Regions from separate parts of the Mus musculus genome. Here region 2 is linked to region 1. The links are chromatin loops, found by intact Hi-C in ENCODE. Cell type or tissue: heart. All regions are shown on one strand.

Region 1 (8,000 bases):
AAGAGAGATTTTCCAGAACCGTGCATCATCACAGTTCCACCTTTCTATTTTAATTAAAGAAGAAGCATGTCCATGGAAGTGGTCACCATGAAGAGCTGCTCAAGGGTTGGTATACTGTAGGGGCACCCTGAACCAGCAACATGTCATGGAGGTCTTTTGAAAAAAATTGCAAAGGAACATTATGATTTTAAGGAAGAGACAGAAAAATAGCATGTCCTTTCCCACCCCCATTTTTACTGTATGATTTTATTGAATGATCTATTCCCCATCTCTAGGCAAGCATGAATAAATTTAGGTTAAATGTAAAAAAAAAAAAAAACCTTTAATACTGAAATCAGTTAGAAGTATTGAGTAAGTTAGTTATCAAACACCATGTACTGGCTGGTTTTGTGTGTCAACTTGACTCAGGCGGGAGTTATCACAGAGAAAGGAGCTTCAGCTGGGGAAGTGCCTCCACGAGATCCAGCTACAAGGCATTTTCTCAATTAGTGACCAAGCGGGAAGGGCCCATTGTGGGTGGTGCCATCCCTGGGCTGGTAGTCCTGTGTTCTATAAGAAAGCAAGCTGAGCAAGGAGGGGAAGCAAGCCAGTAAGTAACATACCTCCATGGTTTATGCATCTGCTCTTGCTTCCTGACCTGCTTGAGTTCCAGTCCTGACTTCCTTGGTGATGAACAGCAATGTGGAAGTGTAAGCTGTATAAACCCTTTCCTTCCCAACTGCTTCTTGGTCATGATGTTTGTGCAGGAATAGAAACCCTGACTAAGACACACCACATAAAGCTGTTTATTTTGAAGGTAGAAATTTAAAGTTGTTGCAATTTGAATAGACTGGAATCAAACCTTTGCTGCTGTAGCAATGGTAACTATGAAAGTATGATAGCTGCAGTAATCATTCCAATGAACCTTTTTATGCATATGTGTTTCAGAGTACAATTGCGTTGATCTGTAGCAGATTCCAAATGCCATGGACTAGACTGATTAACAGAGGTCCTGGCTTGGACTTGTCTAAGAATTAAAAGGAGGAGATAAAAATCACAGTGCAATGAGAAGTTTGATAAATGAGTAAGAATTGGAAGTGACATATAGTTTATACATGGTTGAAATTCAGGAACATGTTCTTTTATTACCAGCTCGCAGTCTGGTCTTCTGTTGCCAGTTCATGTCCTACCAATCCTGGTGGAATCCAGAGAAAGCTTGCAGTAGAAGAGTGTACAAATGAGTAGCCTAGGTTCCAAGTTATAAATGGAAAATGACTCAGACCTTGTTTTTTTTTTTTCCCTTGAGGAAGTATTTCTAAAATCATGAGCTTGGACAAAATTTTTGGGTTCTTTGTGTGTTTTTTTTTTTCCTGAAGATAAAAGACTGAGAGAAATGACTTCTAGAATTTTAAATATAAGTTGCTTTGTTAAGTTAGTCCTGAGAAATTAAGCCCTTATTCACCCCCTTTTGTTTTAAGTATTTGATTTTTTTCAGTAATAAGTGAGTTTGTTCAATTATGACTTGTCTTGGGTTATAGGGAATATCTCGAGAGAAGTGAATTTCCTAGTTGACAAAAAGAAATAAAAGGTTTAAATATATACAAAGAACTATCATCTGTGTTGATCTGTTTTAGGACTCCCACTACAGAGAAAGCAGTCAGTAAATATCTGCAAGCCACTCAAATGGGCTCACATGTTTGACCAGTAGCATAAATAATCCCTGGAAAGTTATCAACACAAACACAGTTGTATTTAGAATGTACAAAGAAATTCACATGAGTAACATCAGGTTGCCAAAGATCATTTGGATGAAGACCACAGGCCTTGACACTTCTTGAAATGGTGGAAAGCATCTCAAGGTAGAGGATAAAGTAATTCTCTGAGCTCGTACCTGTGGTAGCTGGACTTGATTTTGTAAAGCTTTAGCACATTCATGAAAGAAGGAATGGGAAGCAGCAGCCTTTCATTAAAAAAAAAAAGGACATGTTTAAGTGGTCAGAATGATGATTTCTTTCTGTGAGAGGGCAGGCAATTCTGTGAGATCTACAAAGGAAGCTTTGAATGGAGGTAAATGCTGATAACACAATGAGTCTGAGGTGTGAGCCAAGACGACTTGAAACACATCCTATTATATCTCAAAATATTTTCAATTTTCTTTTATAAACTTTGGAGAGATGGCAGACAGTTTTTGCTCATTTTGGGAGACAAATCTCCTTTCACCACCCTCTTACACTTTGTGTGAGATTCCATTACTTCCCACTCAAGCCTTTTCTCTCATAAGTCCACATGCAAGCTCTAATGCACTGTATGTATATATCAGGATGCCTTGAGCCACATAATAAGAGTCAATGAACTGGAAGGACTGATCTGGAAATGTTTTGAAGGCAAATGGGACAGCCAGAAGTTTCTTCTACTTTGTAGTGTTTGCTCCAGGAATAATAAGAGAACAGCACATTCCAGCCTCAACATGTCATGTTAATGACTCCTTGTTTGATCTATTGGCCTCATCTGAAAAATCCTCCATGTACTAGGAATTTTTGGAATATAAAAAAGATAGGTGAATTTCAGGTGCTGATGGTCTCTCTGAAGTTCTTGCATTACCTGATGTACATGTTTAAGTTTGGCCAGCTTAATCAGTGACTGATTTACCCCAAGAAGTTTGAAGACATGTATTTCAGTGGGCCTTAGGACAAAGGATATTCAGGTATAGAGATATCACAACCCCATTGAGACTGCTGCTCTCTACCCCAAGTGGAGAAAGACAAGGGTCTAATATGGTGTTGAAAAATAGCAGTCTTGTTTTGGAACACATGTTTCTGAACTTTGTAAGGGACTATTTTTGCCACTATCCCCTAGAATGTCTAAAACTGGAGTCTTGAGTGTGCCAGTTAGAAGGCTGGGATTGGTTAGCTGCAATTGACACACCAGATCTTATATCTATAATGCCTTCTATGGGGAGCCAGATTATGAAAACTATAATATAAGGTTTATATTATATGCTACACTGAGTCAAGTATGAGTTTGAGAAACCAAGTTCTTGATCTTGGTAACTTTAATCAAGGATTTATATGATCAGATAAGGAATAATAAGCAATTGTACAAATTAAATTAGAACTGGAATTTCTTGGAGTAGCTGGGAAAATCATAATATAAATTTGATCAGTATAATCTGAATCAAATATATCTGGGCAAACAAAATTTCTTTTATAATCCAATTTGATATGCCTAATACCAAGCCCAGGGCAGTCTGTTGGAAGGGGTCCACATAGAATTGTGGGGATTCTCTTTACCCCTCTTATTAAATCTAATTTTATGTCTTTGGTTATAGGTAAGTCTAATCTCGAATTAATTTTAGTGGTAGTAATCAAATCTCTCATTGTCTTTGGTTTAGGAGCACTGCTGTGGATTTGGCAGCTTGGTTGAGTCTATTATAGCTGTTATTGGGCCTGAGCATTGGAAGTCTAAGCTGACAGTGTGAGAGGACCTGTTTGTGTCATCTTGCTGCCCCCTGGCGTTAACTTTCCCATGCCCCCAAATTGGATTGCCTTTGTCATCAGTTCTAGATCACAATGATTGGCCCTTTTTACATTTTGACCTATTTTTTGGAGGCGGGGAGGGGGAGGGGGAGGGGGAGAGGAAGTCCTATTATACTGAGGTTTATTAGCAAGTTTTTGTTTCCATTATTTTTGGTAGTGTCCTCTTTTTACACATTTGAAGCACTTAGATTCTGCGCTTTATGATCCTCTGTGCCAACATTCTGGCATGCTTTTGTTCTGTCAACAGTAGTGTGAAAAGAGTAGCTACTACAGAATGAAGGGGTTTTTGCAATTAGAATGTGCATTTTCATAGGTTAACGAAAGAGATGAAGTGGCCTCCACATCATTATTATCTATTTGTCTTTATATAGCTTGTACAACACTGTACATAAAGAGCTCTGTAGAATTTTGTCTGACAGTGGAAAACTGCCTTAAGTATTAAGATCAGGGACTTTATTACATACACTTACATACCTTGGTCGATTTGGCTATTAACCTGTAGAGCACTAACAAGCTGTTGGACCACTGTTTTAATATTTTCTTGTCCAATCAATTGATTATATGTTACATTTATGAGGGGTTTTGCTTTTGATTATAAAGCATAGACAATATTGAGCAGTGGTAAGAATTGTTTTCATAAGGCATTGCTAATCTAAAGGTCACATTTCACACACATTTTGTAATAGTATTTTTTGTTTTGTTTTGTTTTGTCTTTTTTATTAGATATTTTTTTATATACAATTCAAATGCTATCCTGAAAGTTCCCTATATCCTCCCTCCGCCCTGCTCCCCTACCCACCCATTGGCCCTGGTATTCCCCTGTACTGGGGCATATAAAGATTGCAATACCAAGGGGCCTCTCTTCCCAGTAGTGGCTGACTACGCCATCTTCTGCTACATATGCAGGTAGAGACATGAGCTCTGGGGGTACTGGTTAGTTCCACCTATAGGGTTGCAGACCCCTTCAGATTCTTGGGTGCTTTCTCTAGTTTGTCCATTGGGGGCCCTGTTTACCATCTTTTTTTGTGTGTGTAAAGTGCAGTGCTTTATTTTTTTTATTCTTCATATGATTTTTTTAATTAGGTATTTTCCTCATTTACATTTCCAATGCTATCCCAAAAGTCCCCCATACCCCACCCCTGTTTTCCATCTTATAGATAACTGTGAGCATCCACTTCTGTATTTGCCAGGCACTGGCATAGCCTCATACAAGACAGCTTTACCAGGGTCCCTTCAGCAAAATCTTGCTGGCATATGCAATAGTGTCTGGGTTTGGTGGCTGATTATGGGATGGATCCCCGGGATCCATTTACTGGAAGATCCAGCAATACCTCTCCTGGGCATGTACCCAGAAGATGTTCCAAGTGGTAATAAGAACACATGCTCCACTATATTCAAAGCAGCCTTATTTATAATAGCCAGAAGCTGGAAAGAACCCAGATGTCCCTCAACAGAGGAATGGATACAGAAAATGTGGTACAATTACACAATGGAGTACTACTCAGCTATTAAAAACAATGGATTTATGAAATTCTTGGACAAATGGATGTATCTGGAGGATATCATCCTTAGTGAGGTAACCCAATCACAAAAGAAGTCATTAGATATGCACTCACTGATAAGTGGATATTAGCCCAGAAACATAGAACACCCAAGATACAATTTGCAAAACACAAGAAAATCAAGAAGAAGGAAGACCAATGGGTGGATATTTCATTCCTCCTTAGAATAGGGAGCAAAATACTCATGAAAGGAGTTACAGAGTCAAAGTTTAGAGCTTAGACAAAAGGATAGTATTTTTTAAATGGCTCTGAACCCCATTCTCTGTAATATTTTTGTTTTTATATCTCTATATATGTTATATTGGGACCCTTCATGGGCGTGGATCATCTATTGCATTGCCACTTAGCAGAGAATTAAGCAGAGGAGGTGTACTGGACTTAGGAGAGAGTTTTCTGGACCTTCCTTTTACTTTTGGTAAGGCTGTATGACTAGCTTCATCTGGTTCCAAAGGATTAAATATTTAGTAAAACTGGTCCTTATAGAACATTCTGAATCAGATATTCCATGGATGGTCAGGACACCAGGGACAACAGTTTCTAATTTTAAGATTATATTTTCATTACATTTCTTCATACCTTTTCATCCTTTCAAACTCTCCCATATACCCCTTACATACACACACACACACACACACACACACACACACACACACACAAGCATATTCCTAGATACAATCCTTTCAGTTCATATAATGCTACCTATATATATTTTTACATGTATATATTGTGTGCTCTTCCCTGAGAAAGGCTGCTTCTTAAATTTCTGGCTGTCTTCACTTGTCTATACTTCTTTGTGTGGGGTTCAGGCCTTTTGGACTTCTTTCCATTCAGTTTGAGATGCTCATTGTTGTCATCTTTGTTCAACTCTGACCGGGTCTCTCTCTCTCTCTCTCTCTCTCTCTCTCTCTCTCTCTCTCTCTCTCTCTCTCTCTGTCTGTGCCAGCTTTCCTGCATGTTGTAGGTGGGCAGGGGCAAGAGGAGGCTGGCATTCTCCCTTGAACATGTAACCACATGGCAGAAAAACCGTAGGGCCAGGTCTCCCATACTCACATGTGAGAGATTCGGTTTCTTTAAAAAAATCCAGTTATGTTATGTAAACATGTTTTTTATTTAATCCCAGGTATGGGATAAAGGGCTGCTTTAGATTATCCACAGCAGCAGACTTGTTCATGGTCTGGCAGGCATATGATTCTGTCAGCTGCAGGTAGTTTAATTCCAAGACTCTGGATACCAAATAAAATGGACAAAAAAAAATGCTATCAAGTAGTGCCTAGACACAGGGCAAAGCAAAATGAGAAACATAGTATCTAGTGCTGTAGGGGAGATGGTAGGATATGAAGGAATGAATATACTGCTTCAGGACATCCACAGAAAGTTTATTGCAGATACTGCCACTGGGTTCTTTCCCACTTTGCTTCCAGAGGGAATTTTCTATATTTTCTTCTTCCTCTTCCTCCTCCTGTACTCTGTCTCACTAAATGTTGGGAGAATATATGAGCAATTGGAAAACTTTAAATGGATATGGGAAAGGGAGAATGCAAGGGTTCACCTTAGAACCAGGCTCAACAGCAAGTTTTAGACAAGAGCACCTGAGAGTTATCAAGTTATAGGAGAAACTACTGATCTAAAAAGTGTTTGGTTCATTGACAATCTCGTTTTAAGAAAACAAAAAGTCTCATTAATGTTAGAGAAAAAGGTTTTGTTTTTTTGTGTATTTTTGTTGTTTTTTGTTTGTTTTTGTTTTTTGTTTTGTTTGTTTGTTTGTTTGTTTTTAGATTAGAAGGGGAGAAATGTAGTGAGAGTTTTGGCATTCTCCCTTTGCTTGTGCTATTTGCTTCCCAAATCTCTACCTGCATTTTTTTCCAGTTGCCTCTCATATCCCTCCATATCCCAAACCCAGCTATGTTACATAAACGTGGTTTTTTTTTTTTTTGTAATCTTAGGTGTGGGCTATGGGGCTGCTTCAGATTATCCATGGCAGCAGACTATTCACCTTGTGAATGCTCTGCTCTGGCAGGAGCATAATTTTGCTAGCTGTGAATGGTTTAATTTTGAGGACTCTGGTGAGTATATAAATGCTAGAGTGGGTGGAGGGACTCTGAAGAAGAAGAAGGAAGCTGCTGCTTCCCCGTTGATGCTCCTGGTTGCTGTTGTTGCAGTTTGATTAAAAGACATTGGAGATAACCTGACAATAAAGATTGGACTTGCCCCAAAGAAACTGTGTCTCTATTTAGCAGGAAGTAGCATGTAGAAGTCTACACCCCCTTCCCCCTTTAACATTCTTTCTCTCCTACCTAGTTTTAGGCGGGTTTGGAAGGGATTAGTTTGGAATAATGGTTAGAAGGGAGGTAGTGACAAAAGAACCCAAATAAAATAGTAAAATAAAATAGCGCCTACCCTCATATCTTCAGGCTGGCTCACCTGCTTTTCTGCCACCAGTGTCATCTCTACTGTGCTGTCCAGGTGAGGTGTAGGGCAACTCTCCTGAGAGGCGGGACCAGCTCTCCTGCTCTCTTGACTCCAGAACCAGGGCTGCCTGCTGCAGTTGGTGAGGCATGAGGTGAAGACAAAGGTATCTATCCTTCTTCCATGCCACTGCACAGATGCTGAGGGGTAGAGCCAGTTCTCCTACACTTATATCCTCAGGGCTGGCTCACCCACAACTCTGGCAATGTGCACTGCTGCTCTCCGGAGTTGCAGCTGGTTAGGGTCAGGGTCAGGATCAGGGTCAGGGGCAATTTTCCTGCTCTCATGTTCCCAGTGTCAGTTATCCCTTGATGTCAGGTGATTAATGAGGCCAGTTCTACACAGCCCAGACCAGGGATGTCTCTATAGTCTTTGGTGGTAACAGATCCCTGCTGTTGCAGGGCCACATGACAGTACATACAGTACCATGGCCTCATGTAACATAACCACCTACTCA
Region 2 (8,000 bases), 120 kb before region 1:
TACGAATACAGTATTTTTGTATGGACTGAGCAGATAGCTGAGTTGGTTGAGTGCTTGCCCAGTATGCTTGAGGCCCTGGGTTCCATTTCTAACACACATAAACTCAAGGGTGGTGGCACATGCTTGCAATCAGAGCACTTGAGAGGCTGAGGTATGTATGCATCTGTATGTAGGTATTTGCACATGTATGTGTGGGAGGGAGGATGTCCTGTGGGGCAATGACTCTGCTGAGCTGGAGTTACAGGTGGCTGTGAGCTGTTTGAAACAGGTATGAGGTCCAAACTCAGGTCCTCTGGAAGAGCAACAAGTGCTCTTAGCCACACAGCCATCTCTCTAGTCCCTTAAACCTTGAACACTTATAGAACAGTGATTTGAAGAAGAATAGAGTTTTAACAGCTATACAATATATTTGTGTTTTAAGCTGACTCATCTAGAACAACTTCTAGTCCCATAAGCTCTGTTAATGGTAAAGAAATGCACCCTTCTTTATTTTATAGCAAATTACTACTCTATCTTTTTGTTTGTTTGTTTGTTTGTTTGTTTTAGACATAGAAATAACTTACCAATATGTTACAATAGCACACACTATTCAACATAGTACTACGCTATAGGTTCCCAGCTGAGGAGCTGTTAGTTTTATCATTTGGTCTAGGCTATGTCATCTGAGTTTGTGTAAGTCCACTCTGTGATGTTGCATAATGACAAAAACTCCTAACAGACTGTGTTCAGAGCACTGGTAGGTGATGAAGCAGTACATCACAATTACTTTACTAGCTTCCTTATTTCCAATAATCTCACAGAGCAGCTCACCACAATCCCTAGGATAGGGGGAGGAAACTGCCGTGGGCCTTTAGGATTCTCAGGCCACAGAACCCCAAGATTGAACCTTTCTAGTGAAAGAGGCCCAAGAATCTCAATCTCTTCATGGCCTGCCTAGGGAGCCACAGAGTCACCTGAAGTTGTGAAAAGAAACAGCTTGGCTCCATCCTAGGTTCCAAATATGGAGAAAATGGCAAGAAAAAAATGTTACCCCATTATCAGAGGTTGGAGGGGTATCAGCTTGGTAGAAGACTTGCTTAGGATGTGCAAGGCCCTGCAGCTACAACAGCACAAGAAAGACTAGGCATACCCCCACTACTCAGAGGAAATACCTCAACATGCAGACTAAATCAAGTGGGATGACTTGTGTGCGTCTGAGAAAAAGCTACACAAGCAAACACCAAATAACACTCTATACCATATATATATATATATATATATATATATATATATATATATATATATCCACACACACATATACATACACATATATACTATATACATATATATATATACTTTATATGCATAGCAAGCATTTCTACCCAAACATCTCTCCAATTTTTCATATATATATGCATATATATATATATATATGTATATATATATATATACACATACACACACATTATATAGGGATTGCTGCTCCTATTCAGGTTCTAGAGGACTCACAAGAAAGGAACACAAAATTACAGAGTACTTTAAGGACGGACTTCCAAACTGGGGGAGAGAGGAGCTCAAGGATTAAAACTGTTTATTAAAAAAAAAAACTCCTTTGAGATTTTATTATTATGTGTCTCAGTGTTCTGCCTCCATGCATGTCTGTGCCTGTAAAGGTCCAAAGAGGGAGTCAGAACTCCTATAACTGGAGTACTCAAACCTGGGTACTCTAGAAGAGCAGCCACTACCCTTAGCCACAAAGCCAACTCTCCAGTCCAGTTAAGACTACTTCTTACTCTAGTAGAGGGCTTGGGTTTGGTTTCTAGCACTCACATGGTTGCTCATAAACCTGATACTTCAGTTCCAGAGGAGGTGATGCCCTCTTCTGGCCCCCACTGGCACCAGCCATGCTGATGGAACACATACATACATACATACATACATACATACATACATACAGGCAAAACACTAACACATATAAAAATAAACATTTTCAACACTTTTTAAAAGGTCTTATCGAAGAAGACACACAGGCAAAGTTACAAAAGTGTTGAACCCTTTCGTATTATGTTGAAAGGTAACCATGCCGTCTTTTAATGACTTTCAACCTGTCTTCAAATAGTGTAATAAGGCTTGGGTGCTGGTGGGTAGGGAGATAACACACCTTGTTCAACTGACAGCAAGGGTCCTAGAAAAAGTAAAGGCAGACCAAGGACAGAATTAGTGAGACCCATGTCAAAGTCAGGCTCACCAATAGTGGGATGGCTTCTGAATCCAAAGCAAGTGCCATTCTCTTGGAACCAGGCAAGCTGGAAAAAACAAAACAAAACAAAACAAAACAAAAACAAAAAAAACAACAACAAAAAAAAACCTTGCATACTGTGGGACAGCCAGACATGACTGGCAGCCTAAAGACCATGCTCCTTAACTGTGCCAGTTGGAAATTAGATCTACCAAAATGGCCTATGTGGTCCAAGGGTGCACTTTCATTACAAGGCCTTGCTGCTTATCAAAGGCATGTTCTAAACTGGGCACGAGAAAATACATCTGTAAATCCCAGCACTAGAAAAGTTGAAACCTGACAGACTTGACATGGGTCCGAGGCCTGCTAGTATTACCTGGTTTCTTGGCTAGAGATCTCAAAGCAATAAATAAATATACAGATAAGAGCTGGAAGTGGTGGCTCAAGCTCTTCAGGCCAGCACTGGAGAAGCATAGGACGGTAGATATATGGTGAGTTCGAGGCCAGTCTGGTTGATGATATAGATAAAGAAAGAGATAGATATCGATATATATAGATAGCCAACTTTAGGCCAGCCAAGGTTACACAGTAAATTCTATCTCAAAAACAAACAGGATGTTGATATGTGTTTAATCCCAGCACTGGGGAGGCAGAGGCAGGCAGATCTCTGATTTTGAGATGAGTTGGGTCTACATACAGTGAATTCCAGGAGAGCCAAAGATTCACAGAGAAACCCTGTCTCAGAAAAAAAAAAAAAAGAGTAAATTAACAAACAAGGGGTTGGAGAGTTGGCTCAGTGGTTAAGAGCACTTGTTGCAAAAAGACCTGATTCCCAGCACCCAGATGGAGGCTCACCACCTTCTCAAGCACCAGGCAGGCATGTGGGACACAGACACACATGCAAGAGAAATGTTCATACATAAAATAATAAAAAATAGATCTAAATAAAATTAAACCAAACAGATGAATCAGCTTAAGAGAGCCAAATGGTCTCTACAGTCTTTACAAGTATGATAACATACTTAAGACAGATTCCAAGTGTGTCATGCACTTAACCCCCAAAATGTTTTTTTTTTTTTTAAGAGAAAAGTGCTCGCAAGGCAAGGCAGAACTGAAAGTACTGGCTTTTGAAAAAAGGGGCTACACCAAGATTCCAGCCACACCCCTGGTGAGCAAAAGGATAGGAATTTCAAGGGAACACCCAACGTCTTCCCTTTTAAAAGTGTCAGCTGTCGCTAAAGTAGGGTGGTGGCATTTTTCCAGGGTAGGCCGGAGGACGGGGTCTGGCACTGGGTGCCTTTTCCTCCCAAGCCAAATATCCACCACCCCCATCCCACCCGCGGCTTCTTCCGCCCCGCTAGGCTCCGAGCCTCAAAGGGGAAGGCGTGGGCACTCCGGGGCAGCGCCCTTCCACGCCCTGCCACCTACCGTATCGCTGCCCGCTTCATGGCACTCCACTGCCTACCCACGGGTGGACAACCAAGGTCCTCCCGGGTAGAGACAAACCGGTAGCAGAAGAGCGTGAGCGTGAGGACACCTCCAAACACCGGCAACCGCGCCGGACTGAATCTTGGTTCCCACCTTCTAGGTGACGCCACAAGAGGGCCCGGGATAGGGAGGGCCTCACTGCAGGAAGGGCGGGGCTGCGCTGCCCGGGGTAGGGCTGTGCCGCCAGGGGGCGGGACTTCTGCGTAGAGAATGGCGGGTCCTGCTATTTGATTGGTCTGCAGCTGGAGACTGGAGACCGAGACAATGGAATTTCCCACTCAATCAGCTAGGTGGGGTCGGAGACTTATTTATAAGCAGGGCTCTTCCCTCCATTGTTAAGTAAATGAACCACTCAGCAAAGCACCTCGTTCCTCCACCTTGGTAGAACTCTTTTATTTTTGACACTTGAACCTTTACTCCCAGTCTGTAGTTCTTGCCCTTGGCATCATATGAGCAGCTTTTCAAAATATGGGTACCCTGCTTATTTTCCCAGAAGTAGGAAGACTGAGGCAAGAGAATTGCTACCACTTAGAGGCCAACCAGGGCTGAAGTGAGGTTTAGGCCGTAAGAAATAGTGTCCCTGTTTTTATTTGACGTTTTGGTTTTTAAAAAGATGAAGCTTAGTAAGAAAAATTAAGTTGAAGAGAATTTCAAGGGAGGCCCATTCTTGTTATCCAAGCAACCCAGGAAGCTGAGTCTGGGAGATCACAAATTCAAGACCTGCCTGATTACAAAGTTCTAGGCCAACCTGTGCAGTTTACTGCGCTCCAATCTCAAAATGAAAGGTTAAAAAAAAAAAGGATTGAGGGATAGAGCTAAGTGGCAGAGTGTGTATGCCTAGCATGCCAGAGTCCCTGGGTTCAAGTCCCAATTCCAAAAAAGGAGAAAAAGGACAGAAGAAAGGAAGTTTTCAGAATTAGGCATGATGGCACATTCCTAGACTCATCAATTATGAGAAGGTCTAATTTACCTCCGAGGAATTCCCTCACTCAGACACATGGCCAGGTGCTGAGTCACAATCTACTAATTATACAAGTTTACTTAAGTGACCCTTCATGAGACTCCAAAGCATTTTCTTAGAAAATAAGTCCTGAGCAATGAACCCCATAGACTCCACTGAAGATAATATCTAAAGTGAGAAATGTCTCACTACTTAGCTAATATTAGTTCTAAAGTCAGGAAAGCCCTATTAAAATCAGCCACCTAGCATTCATGTGTGTCTCTAGCTTAGTCCTTTAACCAGGCTAGAAAGATTAGTTAGCACACTTGTTCTTGCAGGGGAGCAGGGTTCCGTTCCCAGTACCCATGTGCCAGCTCCAACCACTTTCAGGAGGATCAGTTGGCCTCCTCTGGCCTCTGCAGGTACCAGGCCATACACATAGTATACATACATACATACATGCAAGCAAGCAAAGACTAATACACATAAAAATAAATGTGTTGTATTATTCTTTTAATGTCTTAGCAACCCCTATGTCTCATCGTTGTTCTTGTTGCCATTGTAAGACATTTAAGATGTATCACCGTTTGGAAAGCATGGATAGAAGGCAAAGTAAGTCACAAAGCCAGATAGAAAACATGTAACTGTGGAGAAAACATGCAACAATTATGCCATGATGAAATTCACTGTCCTTACACAAGTGATCTGCCAACTCACCATTTTCTTACTTGTGTTCCACATATAATGAAAAATGTAAAATGCCTAATGATAGATTAACGAATGCATTTTCACTGTCTTCACTACAAGTAGAACATTGAACTAGCTAAATGTTATACTATGTTACAGTTCACCCATGAAGTATGAATGAAAAGTATTAATAAACATAATCCCTTCTGCTAATAGAGATTCTGGATATCTGATTTAAATAAAGAATTTTCCTGGGAGTTTATGTCATCGGCTTTCAAGCTAATTTATGCTATGGTTTCATAGACTAGAGAAACTGTGTTTCTAAAATTGGCTCATTTCCTGTATTATATAGCTAACTCAAAAGTATCTAAATAAGCCGGATGTGATGGCACATTCCTGAAATACAAGGTTCCTGGAGACTGAGGCAAGAGATTCAGTCATTCTGAAGCTACCCTGGGCTTTGTAATGAATTCAAAGCCAGCCTCCACAAAACAGTAAGACTCTTTCTCAAAATAAACTAAAGGGGCGGGGCATGTTTCTGAGATGTTAGCACAGTGGTAGTATTCGCCCAACATGTGTAACATCCTGTGTTTGAGTCCTAATGCCAAAAAGTGGGAAAAGGATCCAGAGTAAATTAGGAGACTAAGTTAGTTTTCTATTGCTCCTGTGAAGAACCATTTCAGTGAAACCACCTTAGAAGTAGATCTGAAGGACTTTCTGAAATGAATAAACTTTCTCATGCTTCATTTATTTACCTTTTCAGAGAACATGATTTTATACTTTTCATTATGTGTATCTGGGTGTATATATGTGCATGTGAGGGCAGGGACCTGAGGAATCCAGAAGTGGAAGTATAGGTGGCTTTGAATCATTCTGAGTAATACATGTGAGTGCTGGGAACTGAACTTGTCTCCTTTGCAAGAAAAGTGCATGCCTGTCGTATTCAATGTTCTACTGTTAAAAGATACCATGACTGTGATGGGTGATATATGCTTGGCCCAGGGAGTGGAACTATTAGGAGGTATTGTCTTGTTGGAGTAGATATGACACTGTGGGTGTGGGCTTTAATACCCTCATCTGAGCTGCCTGGAAGCCAACCTTCTGCTAGCTGCCTTCTGAAAAAGAGGCAGAACTGTCAGCTCCTCCAGCCCCACATCTACCTGGACACTGCCATGCTCCCTCCTCGACGATAATCAACTGAACCTGTGAGCCAGCCCCAATTAAATTAAATGTTGTCCTTATAAGAGTTGTCTTGAAGGTGGTGTCTGCTCACAGCTGTAAAACCCTAACTAAGACAATGACCAAGGCAACTCTTATAAAAGAAAGCATTAATTAGGGCTGGCTTATAGTGTCAGAAGTTTAGTCCATTATCATCTGTCACTGTTCTAGTTGGTGGTATGAACCTGGAAGAATAGATCCTAAAAAGGAGGCAGACTACAGTCTCATGCAAAAGTCAACTTTATTTGGAGCATCAGACAACTTAGATTCTGAGGGTTAAGCAAAGTCATATGAGCAAAGTAAAACATGAGTTCAAGCTGTATATAGTTTCATGGACAACTCTATGCTTGGAGACATCATCTGAATAATAGTAAGATAATAGGTAATTGGAAGTAAACCCACTTCTATTTACTACACCTGGAGGGGGACAAGAAAGCACATTCCAAGACCAATCCTGTGCTTTGGAGGACCCAGGTGACTGGACTCATCCCATTTTCTTGAAGTTTTCTCACAAGCAATCAGAATTGTCACCCAGCTTCATTCATGGACTGTGTTCTCTACAATCATCATGGTGGGGAGCATGGTGGCATGTAAAGAGATGTGGTGCTGGAGAAGTATCTGAGAATTTTACATCCTGATCCATAGGCAGAGGGGGAGGGAGAGAGAAAGAGAGAGAGAGAGAGAGAGAGAGAGAGAGAGAGAGAGAGAGATTCCTCCAACAAAGTCACACCTCCTAATTTTTCTAATCTAATTATTCAAATAGTGCCACTGCCTGGTGACTACACATTCAAATGTATGACCCTATGGGGACCATTCTTATTCACCACCACAATGCCATTAACTTCTAAGTCATTTCTTTCTCCAGTCCTCTCATTCTTTTCTTTTCATATTATTTTTTTAAATACAATGAATTATATCATTTCCCCTTTCCTTTTAATTGCTCTAATTCTTCCATGTACCCTCTCAAATTCTGGGCCTCTTCATTTTATTATTGTTACACACACACATAAATACATAAATAAAACCTGCTAAGTATATTTAGTGTTGTTTGTATATGTATGACATTATGGCTGACCAAGTAAAGAGCTCATCCATGGGTAAGACTAATTTGCCCTTTCTCAACAACCATTAGTTGCCTGTAGCTATTTGTCTAGGGATGGTGCTCCTTAAGAGCTCCCCCTTCTGGGGCCTCAACCCTCTCAGAGGAGAAGGGGATGGGGGAATGGAGGAGGGATTATGGGAGGGGGTGACTGGGAGAGGGGGCAGTGATCAGGATATAAAGCAAACAAATTTTTTTTTTTATTTCCTCTTTCCACATTAGTTTACTAGTGGTTTCATTGTTTAGGCAGCCATATTATTGTAGTATGTGGTGTACCTTCCCTGTCATTTTTAGGAGAAACAATCTCACATCAGACTTCCTGATGATATAGTTCCAAAATCTTTCTGCTC

What was found. A loop is a pair of places that touch in the nucleus more often than their neighbours do. Peaks named below come from ENCODE experiments on the same cell type or tissue, not always from the same donor. Only the 100,000 strongest peaks of a DNase experiment are listed, where the experiment ranks them.
Region 2: a loop joins it to region 1, with 9 times the contacts of the local background. A loop is called at or near these places in 11 of 42 quality-filtered maps.

The regions. Positions count from the first base shown.
Region 1 is chrX:155,140,389-155,148,388 of GRCm38, reverse strand. It overlaps a transcript of Cldn34b2 not described here. Among named protein-coding and RNA genes, the nearest start is that of Gm25429, 4.5 kb to the right of the region's middle. In heart, a CTCF peak has its summit at 3,484 (motif pointing left); a DNase peak (open chromatin) is centred at 3,488.
Region 2 is chrX:155,258,321-155,266,320 of GRCm38, reverse strand. It overlaps Acot9 (acyl-CoA thioesterase 9), which reads right to left and starts at 3,878. Exons shown (of 15, transcript NM_019736.4): 1 at 3,647-3,878. The coding sequence starts at 3,666. In heart, a CTCF peak has its summit at 3,885 (motif pointing right); a DNase peak (open chromatin) is centred at 3,880; H3K4me3 peaks cover 1,299 bases; H3K27ac peaks cover 527 bases.